Linked DNA regions of Homo sapiens: region 1 is linked to region 2. A link is an interaction called in ENCODE POLR2A ChIA-PET data of the cell type or tissue named here. Cell type or tissue: CD4-positive, alpha-beta T cell. All regions are shown on one strand.

Evidence for each region. Peaks named below come from ENCODE experiments on the same cell type or tissue, not always from the same donor. Only the 100,000 strongest peaks of a DNase experiment are listed, where the experiment ranks them.
Region 1: POLR2A ChIA-PET joins it to region 2 with 14 read pairs; 5 of 35 experiments call an interaction of 5 or more read pairs at or near these places.

The regions. Positions count from the first base shown.
Region 1 is chr1:32,647,630-32,655,629 of GRCh38, forward strand. ZBTB8OS (zinc finger and BTB domain containing 8 opposite strand) reads right to left here and starts at 2,921. Exons shown (of 7, transcript NM_178547.5): 1 at 2,804-2,921. The coding sequence starts at 2,900. It overlaps RBBP4 (RB binding protein 4, chromatin remodeling factor), which reads left to right and starts at 3,579. Exons shown (of 12, transcript NM_005610.3): 1 at 3,579-3,693; 2 at 4,285-4,432. The coding sequence starts at 3,678. RefSeq lists silencers at 1, 3,258-3,827 and enhancers at 1,518-1,657, 2,791-3,378, 3,379-3,967, 4,128-4,227. In CD4-positive, alpha-beta T cell, no CTCF peak of the experiment used is centred here; DNase peaks (open chromatin) are centred at 2,962 and 3,452; H3K4me3 peaks cover 3,029 bases; H3K27ac peaks cover 2,496 bases.
Region 2 is chr1:32,103,694-32,111,693 of GRCh38, forward strand. KPNA6 (karyopherin subunit alpha 6) reads left to right here and starts at 4,363. Exons shown (of 14, transcript NM_012316.5): 1 at 4,363-4,441. The coding sequence starts at 4,438. RefSeq lists enhancers at 4,057-4,575, 4,189-4,618, 4,576-5,093. In CD4-positive, alpha-beta T cell, CTCF peaks have their summits at 5,796 (motif pointing left) and 6,020; DNase peaks (open chromatin) are centred at 4,338, 4,828, 5,438 and 5,828; H3K4me3 peaks cover 2,428 bases; H3K27ac peaks cover 1,797 bases.

The DNA of each region.
Region 1 (8,000 bases), 540 kb after region 2:
ACAGCATTAGATTCTCATAGGAGCTTGAACACTATTGTGAACTGCACATTGAGGGATCTAGGCTGTGTGCTCCTTATGAGAATCTAAAGCCTGATGATCTGTCATCCCCAGATGGGACCATCTAGTTACAAGAAAACAAGTTCAGGGCTCCCACTGATTCTATATTACAGTGAGTTGTATAATTATTTCATTATATATTACAACGTAATAATAATAGAAATAAAATGCACAATAAATGTAATGCGCTTGAATCATCCTGAAACCATCCTCCCCTACAACCCCCGTTGGTGGAAAAACTGACTTCCGTGAAACCAGTCCCTAGTGCCAAAAAGGTTGGGGACCGCTGGTTAATGAACTGCATTGCATAAAAACACTTTCTGCCTAGTAAGAAAAACCAACAACCCAAGACAAAAAAAAAATAACCCAAGAGAAAAAAGGGCTAAGAATATTAACATACACACCCCAGAATGGGAAATACAAATAGCTTCCAAAACAGTATAATATGTTCAACTTCACTTACAATAAGAAAAATACAGTAAGTATACTTTACAAATTAGAAAAGATAAAAAAGTATGGTAACAATTAGTAGAAGTGGGAGGAAAGAGGCACATTCACACAATACTAGTGAAAGTATAAATTGGTACAACTCCTATAGAGAGCAATTTGGCAATAACTGTCCAAGTTAAAATATCCTTTTAAAAAATGTAGGAGTCTTAGCAATGGAAACAAAAAAAACTTGGAGAACTTGATTCTACAGATTCACTTGCACATGTACAAAACAGTGGATGTACAAGTGTATTCACTGCTGCACTGTTTCTAATACCACAAGAGTAGAAATAGCCTAAACGTCCATCAACTGAAAATTGGTTAAAGCAAATGCTAGAACATCTAGGTATGTACATGTAAGAAAAAGGTAACGATGACTGCTCTACAGAGGGGGACTAGGTAGTTGAGGATGGGGGCTGCCAGAGTTACTTTTCACTGCCTATGTTACACTTTCTGAATTTCAAATCAATATATATGACCTATTAAAAATAATTTTTTTTTGAGATGGAGTCTGGCTCTGTCGCCCAGGCTGGAGTGCAGTGGTGCAATCTCGGCTCACTGCAACCTCCGCCTCCCAGGTTCAAGCGATTCTCCTGCCTCAGCCGCCCAAGCAGCTGGGATTACAGGCACCCACCACCATGCCTAGCTAATTTTTGTATTTTTAGTAGAGATGGGGTTTCACCATGTTGGCCAGGCCAGGCTGATCTCAAGCTCCTGACCTCAGGTGATCCACCCGCCTCAACCTCCCAAAGTGCTGGGATTACAGGCGTGAGCCACAGCACCAGGCCTTTTTTTTTTTTTTTTTTTTTTTGAGACAGTCTCACTCTGTTGCCCAGGCTGGAGTGCAGTGGTGTGATCTCGGCTCACTGCAGCCTCCACCCTCCTGGGTTCAAGCAATTCTCCTGCCTCAGCCTCCCGAGTAGCTGGGATTACAGGCGCCCACCATCATGCGCAGCTAATTTTTGTATTTTTAGTAGAGACGGGGTTTCACCATGTTGGCCAGGCTGGTCTGGAACTCCTGACCTCAGGTGATCCACCCACGTCAGTCTCGCAAAGTGCTGGGATTATAAGTGTGAGCCACCGCAAACGGCCTATAATATTTTAAAATTGTTTTTAAGTGAGAGAAGGGGATATGCTAGGAGGTATGCCAGCTCCAGAAAGCACATTGCCTAGAATACTATGGTAAATAAGTAGATTTTACAGAGAGGACAATGAGAAATTAATGAAAGATTTTAAGCAGATAAATAAAAGTCAGATTTGTGCTCCCCAAACCACAGCTACCTTTAGGGATGACAGCTTAACGTTTAATATAGAATTTAAGAGACAAAGATAGGTTATGTGATTTGCCTAAAGTCACTAAGCGAATAAATGGCAAAACCAGCTGGGCACTGCAGCGCGGGCTATGATCGCTCCATTGCACTCCAGCCTGGACGACAGAGCGAGACCCCATCTCTAAAAACACACACACACACACACACACACACACACACACATTTTTTTTTTTTTTTGAGACAGAGTTTCGCTCGTTGCCCAGGCTGGAGTGCAATGGGGCGATCTCGGCTCACCGCAACCTCCGCCTCCCGGGTTCAAGCGATTCTCCTGCCTCAGTCTCCCGAGTAGCTGGGATTACAGACATGCTCCACCACGCCCAGCTAATTTTGTATTTTTAGTAGAGACGGGGTTTTTCCATGTTGGTCAGGCTGATCTCGAACTTCCGACCTCAGGTGATCCGCCCGCCTCGGCCTCCCAAAGTGCTGGGATCACAGGCCTCAGCCACCGAGCCCGGCCTAAAATAATCATTTTTAAAAATCACAATCATAAATGGCAAAACCAGGTTTTTTGCTAATATGATCGAGGTGAAACATCAAGTTAGAAATCCCCTAATTAGCTTTCCGAGTCCTCTAACCTCGCACACTCTAATCTCACCGTTGGGAAATACATGGGGGTAACAACCCTGCAAACGCCTGAAAATATGGTTATCTTTAGAATTTACGAAGATAAATGTGATTAGGCACATGTGGAAGAAGTTCAAGAGACTGTAAATGAGGGAGGCCAGGTTTCGCGACTATTAAACCAGGTGGCTTTTTCCTTCAGCATCCCCAGGAGAAGTACGAACGCGACTACAACAGCCGGCACAAATGGGATCATGCCTGAAGTACCCATGGGGCACAGTAGAAAGAGCAGCAGGAAGCCGCGGGTAAGGAGAGGGGATGCCTGTGTGCTTACATGTAAAGAGAGAAGTAAGCCACCTACTCACACTCGTACTTCCTATTGACTGGCGGATACTTGGCCTTGATCGCCTTCTGTTCTTCAGTCAAATTGTAATCTCTAACATCTTCCTCTTCCTGCGCCATGACTGCAGGATTAGACACTCTACTTCCGCCCTTCATCCACCGGACTTCGGCCCGGAGTTACTACTTCCGCTCTAGACTCCGCCCCTTGGCGCACACCCTTAAAGGACCACACTCCTTTCTCGGAGTTGGCTGTTGACCTACTTTAGTCCCTACCCTGCCGCTTGGATCGCATATTTAAAAAGCCAAAACCCCATCTTCTGCGATTCCTTCATTACTAGTTCTTTCCAAAGACTAAGGAAAAACGTTGAAGGGCACCTTGAATGAAACCCGTCTGGGTCTGACTGGCGAGGTTCTTTCCCCCGCTTCACCCCCAAAATTGATAACTAGACCCGAAGGCATTCTAGATTTTTCATCTCAGTACTCTGAAAGGGTCGTAAGCTTAATAGCCTTCAAGAAAATGGCTGCCCTCTTGCCGCGGGAGTGTGCGGACCAAACCTCTCTCACGTGACCCTGACCGGGCGCAGTCCCGTCAACGCCGGCGCGCGCAATCGCTGGAAGTCGGCTCGGGGAGGCGTGGGGGGAGGGGCGGAGCGCGCGCCTCGGTCCCCGCGGAAAGCTACTCCGCGCGTCTGGATTGGTCGCGAACGCGGCTTCCCCGCCCATCCCGCCATTAGGAGCGCTCCCATTGGCTGATGTTGGCGCGAAGGTGCGCGAGTCAGCCCTCGCGCTGGGGGCGCAGGAAACAATAGAGGCCGCGCGCACAGAGCGAGCTCTTGCAGCCTCCCCGCCCCTCCCGCAACGCTCGACCCCAGGATTCCCCCGGCTCGCCTGCCCGCCATGGCCGACAAGGAAGGTGAGGGTGCCGGGGCCGACCCAGGAGGGCAGTGGGTGCCTGGGCTGAGCCGCGGCCTCGACATGGCCTAACAGTGAGGGCAGGCCCGAGTTTGCCGAGTGCAGTCCCCGGTACTGAAGGCGTGAAGAGGGAACTCCCCGCGGGGCGTGCTAACGGCTCGCCAGTTCCCTGGGACCGATTTCGGTCGCAGCTGGCGAAGCCAGCGGTGGGGCCCCCGGCCAGTGTTTGTTTCTCTTCCTGCCTCCGATATCGGTTTCTCGGCCTCTGTCCCGAGCGTGGGGACACCGCTTCCTACCCACAAGGCTCGGAGCTCGGGCCTCCTCGTCGGGCTTGTGAGTTTCGGCGCGCACGAGCGTGCTCCGAAGGCCTGGCTGGCCCCTTGGCCTGGAACGGGTAACGGAGTGTTTGGCGGGGATGGCCCGAGGAGTTTCGGCGCCGCGAAAGTGGAGAGTGTGGATGCCTCTGCCGTGGGGATTTAGACAAATCACCTCCATTTCATGGTTAGGCTGTAGGAGTCATGCAGGTGGCTTTGCAGAGGATTACTCGGTTTCCGTTTGTTTGCTAACTTAAATTTGTTTTTAAAAATTTTAGCAGCCTTCGACGACGCAGTGGAAGAACGAGTGATCAACGAGGAATACAAAATATGGAAAAAGAACACCCCTTTTCTTTATGATTTGGTGATGACCCATGCTCTGGAGTGGCCCAGCCTAACTGCCCAGTGGCTTCCAGATGTAACCAGGTGACATGACTCTCCCGAACGTTATTTTGATGTATTTTCAGTGTAGATTTCTCATATTGATTTTCTTTTTTCCGCTCTTCAGTCACCCGGAGAAGGCATGTGATCAAAACCTCTTGGTGACATTTTTTCTAGGCCACAAAGTAAGGCAAAATAACAAAATGATTTTGTAACTTACCTGACAAGAGAAAACATATTGGCGTTTTTTTCTCAATACTGAATTAAATAGCTGTAGCTGATGATAATACCTGTAATAATAGTGGCTGTACCAAATAATAGTACAAAACTTGTCAACTTTCAAAAAGTATTATGGCCAGGAGCAGTGGCTCACACTTGGAATCCGAGCACTTTGGGAGGCCCAGGCAGGAGACTTACTTGAGGCCAGGAGTTGGAGACCAGCCCTGGGAATACCCTCGTCTCTACTGCCCCCCACACAAAAAAAGAAAAAAGTATTACAATGAGTCTAGTCCTTACAACAAAAATTTTTTGTTTTTCTTTTTGAGACGGTGTCTCACTCTGTTGTCCAGGCTGGAGTGCAGTGGCGCGAGCTCGACTCACTGCAACCTCTGCCTCCCAGATTCGAGCGATTCTCCTGCCTAAGCCCTCCCAAGTAGCTGGGATTACAGGCACCTGCCACCACGCCTGGCTAAATTTTTTTGTATTTTTAGTAGAGACGGGGTTTTACCATGTGGGACAGGCTGGTCTCCAACCCCCTGACCTCTGGTGATCCGCCCGCCTCTGCCTCCCAAAGTGCCGGGATTACAGGCGTGAGCCACTGCACCTGGCCTCAACAAAACTTAATTTGAATTCTCGTAGTATGTCATGGTACCTGCCTTCAAGGAGCACATTGTCTAGTTGAAGTGGCAGATATAAACTAATAATTATAGTTATATATGGTGACAGCAGTTGTAGAGAGATAATTAGGGTACCTAGAAAACACCTGAAGGTGGAATGGCTTTCTTATAAGGGGTTTGGGCATAGTGAGGGCTAAAAGATTAATCCTATGTTTCTTACGTGTAGGTAGCTTATCTCTAGTAGAGGGGATAAAATAGCTTGCATTTATTGGGGCTGTATTTGGTGCTACATATCGGGGATCCAAATTAGTTATAATTAGCATAAAAGTGGTACAGATAAAATTATCAGAGGAAGGAAAATTTGCCTCAATTTGCCTCATTTCTTAGGAAGAAATGACAATGCAAAAAACAAAGAGGAGGGTAAATTTAGATGATATTAACATAGTTTTAACAAGACCATTGTGCCATTTGGAATAATGGATTTTCTGGTACAAAAGTAAGTTTTCTGAATTACATTCAAAAGCGATTGTATGCTAAGTAAATTCCTTCAAAACTTGGATCTTTAAAAGTTAAGATAATTGCAAAATGTTATTAGACTATGATGTAGCTCAACAAATGATAGAAATTTGGCAGAAATTATACTAGTAACTTAAGAATGAGGCTGCTACCTTTACAGTGGCATAAGGAAAAATAGGGAAATGTGTCCTAGGGATGTTACACAAAACCATAGTAAAAACCTAGAAATTGGGAGTTAGAAGCTGCTTTGTGTGTTTTTTGTTTTCTGGTTTTTTTTTTTTTTTTTTTTTTGTTTTTGTTTTTTTTTTTGAGACGGAGTCTCCTCTCTTGCCCAGGCTGGAGTGCAGTCACGTGATCTCCGCTGACTGCAAGCTCCGCCTCCCGGGTTCACGCCATTTTCCTGCCTCAGCTTCCCAAGTAGCTGGGACTACAGGTGCCGGCCACTACCCCTGGCTAATTTTTTGTATTTTTAGTAGAGCCGGGGTTTCACCGTGTTAGCCAGGATGGTCTCAATCTCCTGACCTCATGATCCACCCGCCTCGGCCTTCCAAAGTGCTGGGATTACAGGCGTGAGCCACCGCGCCCGGCCTAGAAGCTTCTTTATCATGACCAGGAGTTCCCACATGCAATTGATCATCAGAATTGCTTGGGGAATTCAGGATAATTGGAATCATTTCTGTCAAGAGTTTTCAGTGGTAATTCAAACCATTTAGGAACTTATGGGCTGGTCATGGTGGCTCACACGTGTAATCCCAGCACTTTGGGAGGCTGAGGCAGGCAGATTGCTTGAGGCCAGGAGTTCCAGACCAGCCTGGGCAACATGGTGAAAAGCCCGTCTCTACTAAAATTACAAATATTATCCGGGCATGGTGGTGCGTACCTGTTAGTCCCAGCTCCTCAGTGGGGGCTGAGGCAGGAGGATCACCTGAGCCTTGGGAGGTCAAGGCTGCATTGAGCTGTGATCCTGCTACTGCACTCCAGCCTGAGCTAGGGATTGCCACCCTGTCTCAAAGAAAAAGAACTTGTGGCAGAGTACTTAATGAGAAGTGTACTGGAATGGTGATTCCACATTTACTATAGTCATATGCTAAATTGTGCTTATTGGACTAGTGGATCACAAATATTGGCCATCCCATACCTACTAAACATTCTAGAACCCCTACTTTTCAGAAACTTCCCAAGTAATATAATAGAATGACTAGCTAGGTTTCGAAAGCAAGAATTAAAGACTTAATTCCCCAAGGCTGAAATCTGTACTGTCATCTTAGTAGTTTTCTGCATTAGCAAATCTAGATAAATAATGTGAGAATTGTTTTTTGTTGTTGTTGTTGTTTTGAGACGGAGGACGGAGTTTCACTCTTGTTACTCATACTGGAGTGCAGTGGCATGATCTGAGCTCACTGCAACCTCCGCCTCCTGGGTTCAATCGATTCTCCTGCCCCAGCCTCCCAAGTAGCTGGGATTACAGGCACCCGCCACCACGCCCAGCTAATTTTTTGTATTTTTAGTAGAGATGGGGTTTCACCATGTTGTCCAGGCTGGTCTTGAACTCCTGACCTCAGGTAATCCACCCGCTTCGGCCTCCCAAAGTGCTGGGATTACAGGCGTGAGCTAGTGCACCTGGCTGAAAATTGTTTTTGAGACAGGATCTTGCTTTGTTGCCCAGACTGTGTTGCAGTGGCACGATCAGAGTTCCCTGCAGCCTTGACCTCCTGGGCCAAGGAATCCTCCTGCCTCAGCCTCTGGAATAGTTGGGGCTACAGGCACACGCTACCATACCTGGCTAATTTTTGAAAAATTTTTTTGCTATGTTGTCCAGACTGTTCTTTAACTTCTGGGCTCCAGTGATCCTCCCACTTTGACCTCCCAAAGTGCTGGGATTACAGACATGAGCCACCGTGCCTGGCCCTGTTTTTGTTTTTTAAGATGAGGATTACTTACAAGCAAGCAGCCCTGATGCAGTGTTTACTTTTGTGTGTGTTCTTTTTCTGGTGTTTACCCAGATCCGTTTCCCCCCTTTAAAAAGAAAGAAAAACCACGGTTGTAGTTCTGTAACACTGTCCTCTCCTTCATTCTTTTTCTGGTTCTTGTCTAACCTTCTACATACAGGTAATTCCAATTTTCTGTTCATATCTCTCTTCATTTCTTTTCAGTGTAATGTAGAAGCTCTCAGAGCTTTGCCTGTGACATCTGTGCAGAAGAATTCCTATTGATATCTTTAGACCTCACTTCTCCAGAGCTTTTCCTGATTTTTCTTCTGC
Region 2 (8,000 bases):
ATAATCCCAGCTACTCGGGAGGCTGAGGCAGGAGAATTGCTTGAACCCAGGAGGCAGAGGTTGCAGTGAGCCAAGATCCCACCACTGCAATCTTGCAGTGCCAAGACTGAGCCAAGATCCAGCCTGGGCAACAAGAGCAGAACTCTGTCTCAAAAATAAAAATAAAAAACCTCTGAAAGATGACACTACTATCCTGGCAGAATGTGATTTCTTGATTATCTCAGCATGCAGTCACTGGGACCCTCCTTGCTGGGTATTATGGTAGATGGTGAGGATGCCAAGACACTGGAACAAGCAAGTAATACTACACTGGGATGAGCCCAACAGTTACAAGGTACAACAGAGCAGAGGGGAGAGAATGCTTAATGTTCTCTGGGCTTTTTGGAGGAGGGGATAGTCTGAATTGTATTAGCCACTTCCTAGGTGAACAAGAGAGGAAAAGGGTGTTTCAGTTAGAGAAGCAGGCAAATGTAATAGTGCACATGCAGTAGCACATAGATTTGGAACATCCTGGTGTGTTTCGGGGAAGGTAAACAGAATGTGGATCTTAGAGCAGGAATGATTTAAAAAAAAAGTGGAATGGGAAAAGTCAACAGAGGCTGGATCAGGGAGGACCAATAGTCCTAGGCTAGCAAAGGTGTATGAGCAGGGTCATGTGCTAGAGTAGAAACAGCTGCTTGTAGGTCACTGCCTCCTATGGGCATAGGATGGAGGGTTCAGGCTGAAAGGAGAGGAAACATGGACACTCAGCCATTCTCATCTATTCAGCCCACGTTCCCTGAGCCCTTCTTCGCCATAAGGTATGCAGACGAGCTCACAATGCTATATGGGAGACACACACCTCAACAAATATTTTTGGTGCCTCTACTGAGGCAGACACCGTGCTGAACACTGGGATGGTTACAAAGATAAGGAAGATACTGTTCCTTCCATAGACAAGGAGAGAGAGACACACATTGTGAGCAAATTTGGGTGTGAAATGCTAAGGAAAATTAGTGTCCATTTCTTCCTGTAGTAGCAGAGAGGACAGGTGCCCTATCTGGAAAGACAGGCTTCCCCAAAGAGCTGATAGCTGAGTTCAGTCTTGAAAGCGAGTAGTTCTCAGAGTCAGGCGCGGTGGCTAACGCCTGTAATCCCAGCACTTTGGGAGGCTGGGGCGGGTGGATCACCTGAGGTCAGGAGTTCAACACCAGCCTGGCCAACATGGCAAAATCCCGTCTCTACTAAAAATACAAAAATTAGGCTGGGTGCCATGGCTCATGCTTGTAATCCCAGCACTTTGGGAGGCCGAGGCGGGTGGATCACGAGGTCAGGAGTTCGAGACCAGCTTGGCCAACACAGTGAAACCCTGTCTGTACTAAAAATACAAAAATTAGCTGGGTGTGGTGGCAGGCACCTGTAATCCCAGCTACTCGGGAGACTGAGGCAGGAGAATCGCTTGAACCCAGGAGGCAGAGGTTGCAGTGAGCCGAGATCACGCCCCTTTACTCCAGCCTGGGCGACAGAGCTAGACTCTGTCTCAAAAAAAAAAAAAAAACCAAAACACCAAAAAAAACCCAACAACAAAAAATTAGCCGGGTGTGGTGGCGCATGCCTGTAATCCCAGCTAGTCAGGAGGCTAAGGCAGGAGAGTTGCTTGAACCTGGGAGGTGAAGTTTGCAATGAGCCAAGATCATGCCATTGCACTCCAGCCTGGACAACAAGAGCAAAACTCTGTCTCAAAAAAAAAAAAAAAAAGTGAGTAGTTCTCATGGTTAAGTGGGGAAAGGAGGGCACTGCATTCTAAGCAGAGGGAACAGCATATGCAAAGGCACATGAGAAGACAGGCGCATATTTGAAGAAAAGTGGTTCTCCAAATATGGTTGGAGCCTGCATTGCCTGGTGGGGAGTGTCCCAAGAAGCAGGTAAGGACCAGTCTGTGCCAGATTAAAATGTCTGGGCATTACCTAAGGGCAGGCAGTAGGAAGTTGCTAAGCAGAAGAGTTACACTGTAAGGTTTCTGCTTTTTTTTTTCTTTTTTTTTTTCTTTTTTTTTTTTTTTTTTAATGAGACAGGTTTCTCTGTGTTGCCCAGGCTGGTCTTGAACTCCTGGGCTCAAGCAATTCTCCCACCTCAGCCTTCCCAGTAGCTGAGATTATAGGTCTCTGCTTTTCAGGAGATAGTGGGTGGGAGCCGGAGAGTCTGGAGGCAGGAGGCCAGAGAGGAGGCAGGCAAAACAGAACAGGGCAAAGTGATGAGGTCTCACCTTAAGCAGGGGCAGTAGGAAGGGAAATAAAGTGCGCCCCTTCCTGACCTTCATCCTAGAGTTTTCCTTTTGATTTCTTTGCCTCAAGAAAATGGGCCAGGCGCACAACTAAAGTTGGCAGTTTGTTGTGACAGGCCCTTGTTCTGCTTCCAGAAGATAGATCCCTCTGTGTCTTGAAGATATAGCCTGGCTCTGTGTGTCGAGGTGGGGGACAGGAGGGCTGCCATGTCATGGAAAAAGAAAGGCCTGATATGTACTAGCCATACGTCCCGTGATTGAAAAGGCATATGAACAATAAAAGCCTCAATTTCCTCATCTCTAAAAGGGGAGATCATGTCCCTTGCTCTGTGTAACTCAATTTTTTGTTCATTCCTTTGTTTATTCATTCAATAGTTATTTATGGAGCACACACAATGTGCCAGATTCTGTGCTAGGTGCTGGAGATACGGTGGTAAACAATATAGAACCCACCCCTGCCTTCAAGGAGCTTGCTGTGAGGATAAATGAAATGATTATGAAATCACTCTGTTAACTATACTGCATGGGTCTCATTGTTTTTCTTTTTTTTTTTTAGAGACGGGGGATCTTGCTATGTTGCCCAGGCTGGTCTCGAACTCTTGGGCTCAAGCAATCTGCCGCCTCAGCCTCCTAAAATGCTGGGATTACAGGAATGAGCCACCATGTCCAGCCCATTTCTTTCTCTCTCTCTCTCTCTCTTTTTTTTTTTTTTAGAGACAGGGTCTCACTCTATCACCCAACCTGGAGTATAGTGACACAGTCATGGCACTGCAGCCTTGACCTCCCGGACTCAAGTGATCCTCTCGCCTCAGCCGCCCAAGTACAAGTGCTCATTACCATGCCTGGCTAATTTTTTTCTTTTAATTTATTTTTTGTGGAGATGGGGTCTCACTGTGTTGCCCAGTCTGGTCTTGAGCTCCTGGCCTCAAGTGATTCTCTGGCCTCAGCTTCCCAAAGTGTTAGGATTATAGACAAGCGTGAACCACCACACCCAGCCCTATTTTTCTATTTCTCATCTCCCAATAAGATTGCAACCTCAACTAGGGCTACCTACGTAGGCCTAATCAGAAAACCTGAGTTTAGTCTTACTTCTTTGTTTCCTTCTCTCCATAGCCTCATTGAGCAAGGCACTTCCCCTCTCTAGATGATTCGTTGTTCATATTCAGCCCAAGGTCTATGATTGCTGTTTTTGTTTTTAGAGACGGAGTTTTGCTCTTGTCTCCCAGGCTGGAATGCAGTGGCACAATCTCGGCTCACTGCAACCTCTGCCTCCCGGGTTAAAGCAATTCTCCTGCCTCAGCCTCCCAAGTAGATTACAGGCATGCGCCACCACACCCAGCTAATTTTTGTATTTTTAGTAGAGACCATGGGCAGGCTGGTCTCGAACTCCTGATCTCAGGTGATCCGCCCGCCTCGGCCTACCCAAAGTGCTGGGATTACAGGCGTGAGCCACAGCGCCCAGCCGATTGGTTTCAACTATTAGAAGAAGGGATAAACTGGCCCGGAGCGGTGGCTCAAGCCTGTAATCCCAGCACTTTGGGGGCGGGCGGATCACCTGAGGTAAGGAGTTCAAGACCAGCCTAGCCAACATGGTTGAAACACCGTCTCTAGTAAAAATACAAAAATTAGCCAGGCGTGGTGGCAGGCGCCTGTAATCCCAGCTACTCGGGGGGCCGAGGCAGGAGAATCGCTTGAACTCGGGAGGCAGAGTGTGCAGTGAGCCGAGATCGCGCCATCGCACTCCAGCCTGGGGGGACAAGAGCGAGACTGCGTCTCAAAAAAAAAAAAAAAAAAAAAAAAAAAAAAAGGAGGGATAAGCTTCTGGGAGAAAAAGTTCCGGGTAAAGAAATCTCACTATAAAAAAGAAATAGTAGCAGAAACAGCTGGGAACTCCTAGACACACTTAACTTTCTTAGGTATCCCTTCCAGTCTCCTCCCAACCACTCCTTTCCTATTTCATTTCCACTCCCCACCTTTAGTAGCTGCGGTCTCTTTAAGTGCGCACTTTCGGTGTAATGATAGGCGATTGGGCCAATAAAGCGTTTCGTCCTGGAGTTAACTGGTTTGTCCCTTTCGGGCTGCCGTCCTACAGATCCGCCATATTGTCTACTGAAAGCTGCCGCTGAAGCTGCCGCCGTTGCCTCCGCCGCCAAGAGTGAGCGAGCGGACCCGCGATGGGTGAGTGAGGAAACCACGCAGTAGGGTTCTTGGGCTCAGGGAGTGTCGGGGCCTGGGATTTGGCGAGAGCCTGTCTCCGGTCTGCGGAAGATGTCTGCATCCCCTCTAGCTAGGTCTGAGGGGAAAAGTCAGGCCGGGAGTGCCCCTCTTGCCAGTTTTGGGCCGAGCTAGGGCCCGTGCTGGAAGCAGTCCTTTGGTGCTGGTTTCGGGGACACCTTGGCACGCCTGGAGCCCCCCACATGGTGGCCTCGGGCAGGAGCCCACGTGTTCCTGGGAGGTAGAAAGGGGCCTACTCTCTGTCCTGCGCCCAGACTGGGGCTGGGGGACGGGCTCCCGGCGGCAGGCCTGGGCGGCGCTAAGGTAGCTTTCTCCTGGGTTGTGTTTGGCCAACGCGTGTCTTGACTAGATTCAGTGGCTCCCCTGAACTCAGGGAAGTCCTACCTACGTAGCGAGGTGGAGTCCTCTAGTGAGGGGACGTCAGGCGAGCCAGCACTAGGCCGGTAAGCATGGGCAGCCAGGCCGAGGGCAGCTTGCGCCGCTGAAGGCCGGGAGAACGGAATCAAGGCGGAAATAGTGTGGTTCGGTTGGGCTCAGAGTGGCATCGCTTGTGATGGTAGAACACCAAAGGCCAAGTCCTCTTGGCCATCTTTAGGTTGAGGACTTTAGGTTTCTGGGCTGGCCCTGGTAAGGAGAAAAGGAGCGACCTGTTGATCTTTCTGAGGGGACTCCGGCTGGCAAGGCCTCTGTTCAGAGAGAATACCATGGCGAAGTCTTTGGATTTAGAGACAGAACCAACAGTGGTAATTCCTCTAAAGCAGTAAAAATTGTGAAATTTGCTAAGCTCTTTCTACGTACGGGCATTGTTCTGATTGCTTTACATGTCTTGTTTTACTTAATTTGTACAACCTAAGGAAATAGATGCTACCATTGCCATTTTACAGATGTGGAAGCTGAGCTTTAGAGAGGTAAAGTAACTTACCCAAGGTCATGCAGTGGCTAAGCCAGGGTGAACACTCCCAAGCCTAGTTTGTAACTGCTGTTTGTTGTTGTTGTTGATAGAGTCTTGCTCTGTCGCCCAGGCTGGAGTGCAGTGACGCGATCTCGGCTCACTGCAACCTCCTGCCTCCCGGGTTCAAGCGATTCTCCTGCCTCAGCCTCCCGAGTAGCTGGGATTACAGGCACCCACCACCACGCCCGGCTGATTTTTGTGTGTTTTTGGTAGAGACAGGGTTTCGTCATGTTGGCCAGGCTGGTCTCGAACCCCTGACCTCAAGTGATTCGCCTGCCTCGGCCTCCCAAAGTGCTGGGATTACAGGTGTGAGCCACTGCGTCCAGCCTGTTTTTTTGTTTTGTTTTTTTTTTTAAATGACCTGGCCCTCTAGTGGTTGGGCAGGGAGAAAAGGGGAAAAAAGCTTTTAACCCTAGGCAAAGTTGTAAATGTGTTTGGGTTTTCTGTTTGTTTATTTTGTTTTGTTTTGCTTTTTGTTTTTGCATGTGGGCCCATTATGAAATCTTTTTTTTTTTTTTGAGACGGAGTCTGGCTCTGTTGCCCAGGCTGGAGTGCATTGGCGCGATCTCGGCTCACTGCAACTACCACCTTCCCGGGTTCACGCCATTCTCCTGCCTCAGCCTCCCGAGTAGTTGGGACTACAGGTGCCCGCCACCACGCCTGGATAATTTTTTTTGTATTTTTTTGTATTTTTAGTGGAGACGGGGTTTCACCGTGTTAGCCAGGATGGTCTTGATCTCCTGACCTCGTGATCCTCCCGCCTCGCCTTCCAAAGTGCTGAGATTACAAGCGTGAGCCACCATGCCCGGCCACTTTGAAATCCTTTTTCTGAACGAAACTGAAGGAGTCCAGAGTGAATTGATAACTCTAATTATTGTGTGTGGGGCAAGCAAAATGAGAATCTGGAATTGAATTTTTTTTTTTTTTTTTTTTTTTCTGAGAAGAAATTTCACTCTTGTCTCCCATGCTGGAGTGCAGTGGCCAGATCTCGGCTCACTGCAACCTCTGCCTCCCGGGTTAAAGCAATTTTCCTGCCTCAGCCTCCTGAGTAGCTGGGATTACAGGCATCCACCACCACACCTAGCTAATTTTTGTATTTTTAGTAGAGACAGGGTTTCACCATGTTGGCCAAGCTGGTCTCGAACTCCTGACCTCTGGTGATCTGCCCGTCTCGGCCTCCCAAAGTGCTGGGATTACAGGCATGAGCCACCGCGCCTGGCCTGGAATTGGATTTTTAAAGATCTGAGATTCTAAGGAAGCAGAAATTATTCACTTGAGCTTCAAGGCAATGACTGTAGAATCAGATCTGGTATTGGAAGTCACTTAAATGTCAGACACAACAACACATATGGAAAGCATCTAGCACAGTCCACAATAATGTTTTTCTTCCTTTCTGAGCCTTCCTTTTCTGACCTCTAGAAAGAAGGGGTGGGGCTGTGTTATCAAGATATTTGGGGACTAAATAAGATAACAGCATTTGGGCTGGGCAAGGTGGCTCAGGCCTATAATCCCATAGGCCGAGGCGGGTGGATCACCTGAGGTCAGGAGGACGACACCAACCTGACCAATAAGGTGAAACCCTGTCTCTACTAAAAATACAAAAATTAGCTGGGTATGGTGGCGTGCTCCTGTAATCCCAGCTACTTGGGAGGCTGAGAAGGGAGAATTGCTTGAACCCGGGAGGCGGAGGTTGCAGTGAGCCGAGATCATGCCAGCCTGGGCAACAAGCTAGACTCCCTCTCAAAAACAAACAAATAAACAAACAAAAAACAGATAACAGTGTTTGGAGCCTAAAGGGCTCCATGAATATCAGAACAGATTCTTTTCCACTTTCAATAATGTTCCTTTCCCTTAAGCACTCTGGTTTCCAGGTTTCCCTATTGAGTAATAAGACTGATAGGCCTTTCTTAGTAGCTGGAGCTTCATCTTTCAGTGAAAAAAATTTAGGGGGTTTTATGTTATAAACTTTGTTATAAATTTTATATTGGTCTTCAGTTTCAGAAACACTGTTGCCTCAAAGGGAAGGAACTAATGTTTAATAAGCTCAGTGAAATAAGTAGAGATTTACTCAGTTTTATAGATTGGGAAACTGTCTCGGAGAAGATAACACAGCCAGTAAGCCACAAAGCCAGGAGTAAGATTCTTACCCATTTTGCAGCACATAAATCTATAAGACTTAAGAAGTTAAGAAATAAAGTTAGTCCTATTCTGGTACAGTTCAACATGAAAGTTCTTCAGTGGAGCAACAAACCCTGACCAAGGTCTTGAAGGGGGTTTTTAGCCTAGAGTCAGGTAACTTCCTCTTTCCAGCTCCATCTCAGGTACCTCTCCCTCATCGTAGCTTGTCTTTATGAATGTCAGCTTTTTGTTTGTTGTAGACCAAACTAATGCATTCATTTAATTCTAACATCTAATCTAAGGTATCTTGGGTTATCTCCATTTACACTTATAAACTGAGGCTTTGAGAAGATTAGGTGACTAGTCCAAGGCTGGTATTCTGGATCCTTTGGGCACTGGAGACACTAACACAGCCTGCCTTCACATGCCCAC